Linked DNA regions of Homo sapiens: region 1 is linked to region 2. A link is a contact called in ENCODE Hi-C or POLR2A ChIA-PET data. All regions are on one chromosome and are shown on one strand. The core of a region is the stretch at or near the end of the contact, and the rest is flanking DNA. Distances in the headings are between cores, read along the strand shown.

What was found. Hi-C counts contacts between places; a loop is a spot of excess contacts on that map. ChIA-PET counts read pairs that join two places held with the same protein, here RNA polymerase II (POLR2A). Pooled maps may share reads with other maps.
Region 1: a loop to region 2 is called in a pooled map, with 2.5 times the contacts of the local background. The contact joins the enhancer-like site here to the promoter of DERA in region 2. A Hi-C loop is called at or near these places in 1 of 50 pooled maps. POLR2A ChIA-PET finds 5 or more read pairs at or near these places in 3 of 52 experiments (Caco-2, GM12878 and HepG2).

Annotation. Positions count from the first base shown.
Region 1 is chr12:15,627,137-15,631,271 of GRCh38, reverse strand. The region is part of intron 18 of EPS8 (EGFR pathway substrate 8, signaling adaptor); the gene reads left to right. Among named protein-coding and RNA genes, the nearest start is that of EPS8, 160 kb to the left of the region's middle. RefSeq lists a cis regulatory region at 1,939-1,952 and an enhancer at 1,873-2,017. Within about 2 kb of position 1,316, at least 22 of the 41 ENCODE cell types and tissues checked have a DNase peak (open chromatin) inside an H3K27ac peak, as active enhancers do.
Region 2 is chr12:15,910,061-15,914,281 of GRCh38, reverse strand. It overlaps DERA (deoxyribose-phosphate aldolase), which reads right to left and starts at 2,950. Exons shown (of 9, transcript NM_015954.4): 1 at 2,868-2,950. The coding sequence starts at 2,898. RefSeq lists enhancers at 1,772-2,515, 2,516-3,260 and silencers at 2,663-3,012, 3,033-3,092.

The DNA.
Region 1 (4,135 bases), core at 67-2,566, 280 kb after region 2:
ACAGGAAGTATTCTCTCCACTCTCTAATGCATGCCTTTCTACTCCTTTTCCAATCTGTTATGATAATTGAATGCAGACTCTGGAGCCAGACATCCTGGAATTTGTATACCAAAACAACACTTGCCAGCTTCCTGACCTTCAATGATTTAATTATCCTCTCAGCACTTCAATATCTAAAAAGTGGAGAAAAATAATAGTATCTGCTTCATAGGATAAGTGTGAGGATTTAATGAGATAATGCATAGAAAGCATCTACTTCAGTGCTTCTCAGCCAGGAGCGATTTTGTCTTCTTCTCCATCCTTCTGAGGACATTTGATATTGCCTGAAGACATTTTTGGTTGTCAAAACTGGGGGGATGCTACTGATGTCTAATGGGTAGAGACCAGGGACACTTAGCAACAATTACAATGCACAGGACAGTCCCCAGCAACAGAGTTATCTGGCCCAAAATATCAATGGTGCTGAGGTTGAAAACCCCTGACTGATTTTGACCCCTGTATGACACGTAATATGCAGTCACTAACTACATCCTGCTGTCGCCATCATCATCATCATCATAACCTTCCTACTTCTCTTCCTCTTGTTTGCTATTCACAGTAGCTGCACAATCACACTATGTTAATATAATCACCTGCCAATAGTAGTCTCAGATTTAGCCTCCAAATTCAAATTTCATGTGACTTACACTTCAGTGCCATATTTTCATAACTTGAAATTTGATGTTTCATATAAATGGTTTCTATGAAAACCATATTTAAGTAAACTAAAAAGACACTATGACCAACTTTGGATTATCCTTATTTGTATTATTGGTGAATAGCAGTGTAGATATTTTGAAAACTGAAGGTAGTTTTAAGATAAATTTTGTTTAACCTTGTAGTATATGGCATGTCAATTTAATCTCCAAATTTGGTGTTTTAAACGTATTATAAAGTTACTTGGCTTTACCTATACTTGATGTGTAAAAACTCTTGGAAAACCAGAGCTATGAAGATATTTCATATTTCCCCAATATGACAAAAGTATATGAAGTGTGTGTGTGTATGTGTGTGTGTGTGTGTGTGTGAGTGAGAGAGAGATAGAGAGACAGAGAGAGAGAGATGGATATCTATCTTTCCCTCAATGTGGGCCTCTCTTAGGGTTCTGCCTTCGTTTTCCACATAAACATACTTTTACTGTAGTTCATTCTATTTCCATTTCTTTCAATACTATTTATATTGTTGGGAAAAGAATGATTCCCAAATTAGTCATCGTATTAAAACTCATCTCTGACATCCAGATACCAGTATGGAACTATTAACTTTATAGCTGAGATTGGATGCTTTCTATTTATGTTCAAAACTAAATGGCTGAATCTTTCACTCCCATTTTCATCCTACTGTTTTTCTCACGTCAGTAAGTTATTGCCACATCTGTTCAGTTGTGGACATTCTTGATAAAATAAAAAATAAAAAAGACACTAAAACTATTACTATTTAACAATTCTAAAAATTCTGGTTAAATGCAATAAGCATAAGCCTACTTTTACTCATTAATTTTTCTCCCACGGTATGTCCAATTTAAATGACTGTCATATCTATCTTGCCAGGAAACTAAAGGAAAAATGAAGTTTTGGAAAAGTGATTAGCTCTTTCTGTACAGCAAAAACAACTGTGTGCGTGAGTGTGTAGAACCATAATAAAATAGAATATGCTACTAAGTTTTTAAAATTATGTGGAGTTTTTAAAAAGAGTTTTCTTTTTCAAATACACTAAAGACATAGTTTTAAGATGAGAAATTTCTATAAATATTTTTATTGAGTTCCCTAAGGAGAAAACTTCCTCTTAGAAATGACTGTTCTCTTCTTTATTCTTCCCACAAGTTTATAGCATTTCCCTCCGTAGAGACGTCAGCACAGTCATCTTTGACACGGTGGGACTCTTTATCCAGGCCTAGCTAGGATCAAAGTTCATCGGCCTCCAGTCCCCATTTGGAGCAGTGTGTGGGTTAGGACAGTCTGTTCTTTGTTCACGCTGAGAAACCAAGAATAACCTAGTGGGAAAGAGGCATAGTTTGCATACTTTTAAAGATAGAGAACTCTCCTGATAATTGTGACTCATCATGTTGAAGTCTGTTTTTCATAAGTAAAAGGGTGGCATTGGTGTATAAAATATAAACATCTCTCCCAAAATTAACACACATACTTGTTTCCTTAGAATATTAAAAATCTTACAATATATTTGCAACTTATGTAAGTTCCTTTTTAAAATATCTCAAAAATACAGTTTGGCATTAAATAAATATATTTCTTTTTATAAAACAAATATTTCTTGATAACTTTATTGCAGAACAGTTTTTCTCTGAATGAATGTTGGGGCTTAATGTTCTTTTAGAACCAGACAGTAGCACATATTTCAGTGTGTGTTTATTGATAGCCAAATTTCTCTCAAAATATGCCTACTCATCTACCCACATTCTCTGCTTACTGCCTAAACTTCTGGTAAAAATAAAATGAAAGGAACTAGGAAGTAAATACTCATAGAAATCTATCAAGTAGCAGCTATGAACAGGGGAAAAAAGCCAACATGCCTGTTTTTACAACGTAGCAAGTGGCAAGAGTGAAGCCCTTTTGTGGAAGTCTGTGTGTTGCCTATTCAAAATAACTGTGAAGCCTTGTGTCATAGAAGCTATTCAGGCTGTTTTATCGCAGGATCCCAAAAGGTTCTCCTTTTATCGCTTTTAAGATGCCAAACTTTAGTTGCTTTGTATTTCTCCCATTTCCTTTGAAATGGTAGTCCTTTTATTCGAATTTAATCTTTTGTAATCAGAGTGTTACTTTAGAAAGGTGTAAAGTTATTCTGGTTTGCTGTTGTGTGTTAGAACATTGGAAATGGAAAGCAAAAGCCCAGGAACATGTTAGGTGGAGGTTTTTTTGTCCTTCCTGGAAGAAAACTATGCTGTGGACTGGTGATGATTGATATACTGACTAAGTCAGCAGATGAGAAACCAAATCTTTTAGTGTGGTGATACATTTTATTTTTTATTCTTTTGAGATGCACTCATATGCTGTTTGACAGTTTGTTGTAGTGATTTTTTAAAAGGTAGCTAATGAAATGCACATAATGTATACTTAAATGTAACAATCAATAGTATTCTCTCTTACTCTCTCTAGCACCCCCTACTCCTCCCTCCCTCCCTCCCTCCCCTTTTCCCCTTTTTTGATTACTTCAAAAGATTTCCTAGATACTTGAGGCATTAAAAAAAATTAGACTGAAATAACACTAACTATTCACACTTTCCCTTATTTCCCAGGGGCACCAAACACTTTCTAAAACCCTTTCCCTAGGGGGGAAAAATCATAGAACATTGGTCACAAAAAGCTCCCTAAGTGACCAGGTTATTGTCACTTGCCAACTTAATTAGATTGTTCTTATTTCTTGAAAGTGAAAACAAACAACGAACATAATGTACCTATGTATATATACACACATATTTTAAAATACACAGACACATGATTCCCCTTCCTGTACTTTTATGCCTTTCCTATTTTTGTCATGACAGTATGTTCATATACACACACATCTTTTCCATTAGCATAAATGGCTAGGAAAAAGGAGTAGCTAGGGAAGTTAATCAAAGGTGATTTTAATGACTTTGGCTATAAAACAGCCCTCTGCTGAAAGTCAGAAGATCCAGTTCTAGCTAAATTATTCTACTAATTGAAATGTGACTTTGACAGATCATTTCTCTGTTTTTGGCCTTCATTTTCTTATCTGGTTATGTAAGGGGTTTGTACATGATGATTCTCAAAGTCTCGGTGAAAAAGTCAGCAGAATGCCTCATTCATTCATTTATTCAACAAGTATTTATTGAATTAAAGCACCGTTCCACGTATTAGGATATAGATGCAAGCAAAAAAGGGAAGCATCCTTTTTCTCCTCAGGCTTATATTTTAATGAAAGGAGGTAGGTTAAAAAACGATTAAGTTGGCTGGGCGCGGTGGCTCATGCCTGTAATCCCAGCACTTTGGGAGGCCAAGGTGGGTGGATCACGAGGTCAGGAGATTGAGACCATCCTGGCCAACAGGGTGAAACCCCATCTCTACTAAAAATACAAAAATTAGTTGGGCATGGGCATGGTGGCACACGCCTATAG
Region 2 (4,221 bases), core at 1,701-4,200:
GCTTCCCAAGTAGCTGGGACTACAGGCATGCGCCACTATGCCCAGCTAATTTTTGTATTTTTAGTAGAGATAGGGTTTTGCCATGTTGGCCAGGCTGGTCTCCAACTTCTGATCTCAAGTGATCCGGCTGCCTTGAGCCTCCCAAAGTGCCAGGACTATAGGCATGAGCCACCATGCCCAGCCTCAAGACATTTTTGAGGGCCTTCTGTGTACCAAACACTATTCTAGGTACTTGGGACACATCAGTGAACAAAAGAAAGATCACTACCCACGTGACACCTGCATTTTAGGCAATAGTTAAGTGGCATCTAATAAAATAGAAGAATATCTGTACATTTTAATAGACTATATAGGGCATAATAGTCTAGGTACAAAACTTGATAGTACCTTGGAGATCATTAAGCCATTGGTTCTCAAACTTGGGTATGCTTCAGTACTACCCACAGGATTTGTTAAAACTCAGAATGCTGGGCCCCATCCTCTAATATGAAAGCTAGAGGGTACATTCCCTATTTGGAAAACATCTTTCATACATCCAAATGCCAATGTTTTCCTTAAAGACTTTTTAATCATGAGGGTCAGGTTTAGTCTCAAAGGAACTCAATGTTTTTTTAAGTCCATGAACTAGAAGTACATACACCAAATCATAAATAACAGTGATTGGACTAGTAATAATATTACAACATTTTTGTGCTAACTGTATTTTCTAGAATTTTTACAATAACCATGAATTCCTTTTGTAATAAGAAAAGGGAAGCAAAAATGTTAATTTATTTTAGAAATTAGTTACGATGTTTATTAAAAAGACTTTCAATTAGAAAACTATTTTAAAAATCATCAGTTAATATACTGCATAAATTAATACTGAAAGATTTTTTTCCCTAGTACCTAATTCAAATAACTTATTTTAGCATTTCAGTTTAAACCTGTTTGGATTAAGGATTAATACCCGTGAAGGAAAAAAATCTGATTTTAACAAATAAGATAATAAATACAAAGCTATGATCATTTCGATAGCTGCATAAAAACCACATTTACTATTGTTCTACCTGGCAATTATTTATGTCTATTACTTTTCAACAAATGAATGGAAGTGATTGATTCTAATTACTGCAAATAAATAAATTTAAAAATGGTTCAATTATGTTTTTTGAAAGAAAAATTTAAAATGTCTAAGTTTTGGGAAATTTAGGGCACATCCTTGATGTATGCATAGTCACATGGTCATATTCCTGGGAATACCCAGGTAAGACACCACCCCAAACCTGCCCCATATCCACCACCTTCAAGGATATTCCAATCTAAGAAATAATGCCGTTATTACTAAAGACCACGTTCCAGAGATAGGACTAGAGTTTAAAACATAATCAGCTAGAGGACAGTGACTAAAACAAAATCAACCAGGTTAGTAAATCAACTGTCTTTAAAATGATAGATTTACTCTCTTACCATTCGACAAAAAATCCAGAACACCTCTTGGAAGTGCAGACTGTTTAAGTACCAGTCACTTTTAAGGAGGGCGAAAAGGACCTACCTGTATGTGTTACATATAATTTACAGCCAATTTTCTCAAAATTAGCCCCTAAAACCATAACTCCATATACTAATACTATCTATACTGAAGACTTACTAGGTGTCCACAATATACCAAACTACTTTACATGTATCCTATTTAATCTCCTAACGGCCTTATAAGGTAACTACCACTAAAATAACCATTTTACAGATGAAGAAACTTAAGCGCAAAGTTATTAATTTGTCCGAAGTCACACAGGTAAGAAGTTAAAGATCCTGGATACACAGATATCCAAGCTATAATACTTAAACGAGACGCTTAAACCTTCTCTTGATCATGGTTTTGCTGTTTGAATTATAAATTTTTCACATGTTAAGAAATCTGAAGAAAAATTCTCTTCTGCCTTGGGATCCTGTTGATCTGTGACCTTATCCCCAACCCTGTGCTCTCTGAAACATGTGCTGTGTCCACTCAGGGTTAAATGGATTAAGGGCGGTGCAAGATGTGCTTTGTTAAACAGATGCTTGAAGGCAGCATGCTCGTTAAGAGTCATCACCACTCCCTAATCTTAAGTACCCAGGGACACAAACACTGCGGAAGGCCGCAGGGTCCTCTGCCTAGGAAAACCAGAGACCTTTGTTCACTTGTTTATCAGCTGACCTTCCCTCCACTACTGTCCTATGACCCTGCCAAATCCCCCTCTGCGAGAAACACCCAAGAATGATCAATAAAAAAAAAAAAAAAAGAAATCTGAACTAAGGTTTCTTGCCAGTATTTGAACAATATAAAAAAAGATGAAAACTGGGAAATAATACAGGTACTTTAACAAATCTTTGTAACTCTAAAATCCCATGAATCTGCAGTGTTACATTTTGAGCACAGACGGCTGACAACTTTTCCACGAGCACGGCCACTTCAAGGTTACGGTTAAAATTATCTACGGAAATACTGCATTAAATTACACAAGTATTCTATTAAAAGGAGGAGAAAGAAGGTTTTTATCTGTTTTTACCTGCTTGGGGGTTGTTTGTTTTGGGTTTTGTTTTTTGGGTTGTTGGGTTTTCCAACCAGCGAGCTAGAGTGAACGAAAAGGCAGGAAGATAATAATCTAACCCTTTCCTACTCCTTCCGCATACAAGAGTAAAAGCTTAGGTGCAAAGACAAGCGGCGCGAACGTGCCGGGTTCGGCCTTTACTTGGGGTGAGGGCTGACCAGACGCCACTGCTTCCCGCCCCAGCGAAAACCCCTCGGGGACCCACAGCCAGGGCACTGGGCGGCAGCAGGCCCCGCGCTAGTCCCGGCGGCGCTGAACGCGAGGGAGAGGGGATGGGGAGCCCCGCGGGCCCCTTACCGAGCTCGGTGCCCCGATTGTGCGCGGACATGGCGCGGGCAGCTCCGGAGCTGCCGGCTGGTAGGCGCCCGCCTCTGCGCCGCGCCCGGCCCTTCCTCCTTCCCGCCAGCTGGAGCGCTCGCCCCGCCCCTGCCCGCTCCCGGGGCGGAGTCGCGGGCCCGGGCTACGAGGTCTGTACCCTAGGAATATTGCTCCGCAAGGAAATCTCGCTGCTCCCCTCCCCCGTCTTCTCCACGAGGTACCGAACCGGAGCGCTAAGTAGCTCCCGGAAATAATGCTACCAACACCCTTTAAAAAATACTGAAGTTGCCAATTGCACGTAATAAAAATATTCCTAGAAACTTTTAACTGTAAGATTATATAACAAGAAGGAAGAAGATCCAAGTGCAGAGCTCTGCAACTTAAGGTCTGAAATGTCAGCAGGGATCCCATATCCTTGTTAGGGAAACCAAGGTGCAATCAAGGGCCCCGGGGCACACTGACTTTTCTAATCTACACATCATGAAAAGAAGCAGCTATGTGGCCTGAAGAAGGCAAGGGCTTAGGAGTCAGAAGACCTGGTTTCTTAGCCAAGCTCGGGCAATAATTAAATGTGTGACCCTGGGCAAATTAACTGCTTTTCCGAGCTTCATTTTTCTCATCTGTAAAAGAAGACCTTGACAATTTCTTGGTTCTTCAAAATACTATGATTCTATAAAGGTAAAATGCTTCAGCCTGATTTCTCTGTGACCAAGAGGTTAAAATCGTCGAGTCACTCCACAATCTCAATATAGTTAACTTATCTGTACTCACGTTTAGAGGCACCTCTGCTATGAAAACAGTACAGTTAGTTATGATTTGTCTACCATGAGCCAGTTATTGTGCTAGGTGCTTTCATACATCATATATAGATGTATGATAGCATTTGAGTCTCTGAACAATCCTGCCAATAATGTATTTTATCTCCATTGCTGTAACTTTAGACATCAAAGTTCTGAATAGAAAGGCATCCTGGTATAGGGGAAATACAGTGAGCTCAAAATGAGCTGAACCCATTAATATACCAGCTCTTCCATTTAATAAATGTAACTTGGCAGTTCTGGAAATAATAGTCTGTCTACTTACCTGTAAAGTGGAGATGATCAAAATATGTTCACCTTGCAAAGCTGTTGAATGTATGCAAGGCACCTAGTACATAACATGGCATACAGTAGATACTTAAAAAATGGAAGCTGTTAATGTTATTGTCAAGTTCACACAGTAATTACTGAGCTGTTTTAAATAGGAATAGTAATATTTGTATACTCCTCTACATTGAGCTTTCAGCCTTGTCCACACACAGCCACTGTTGAATGTTTCGGATGTGTGTAGATCT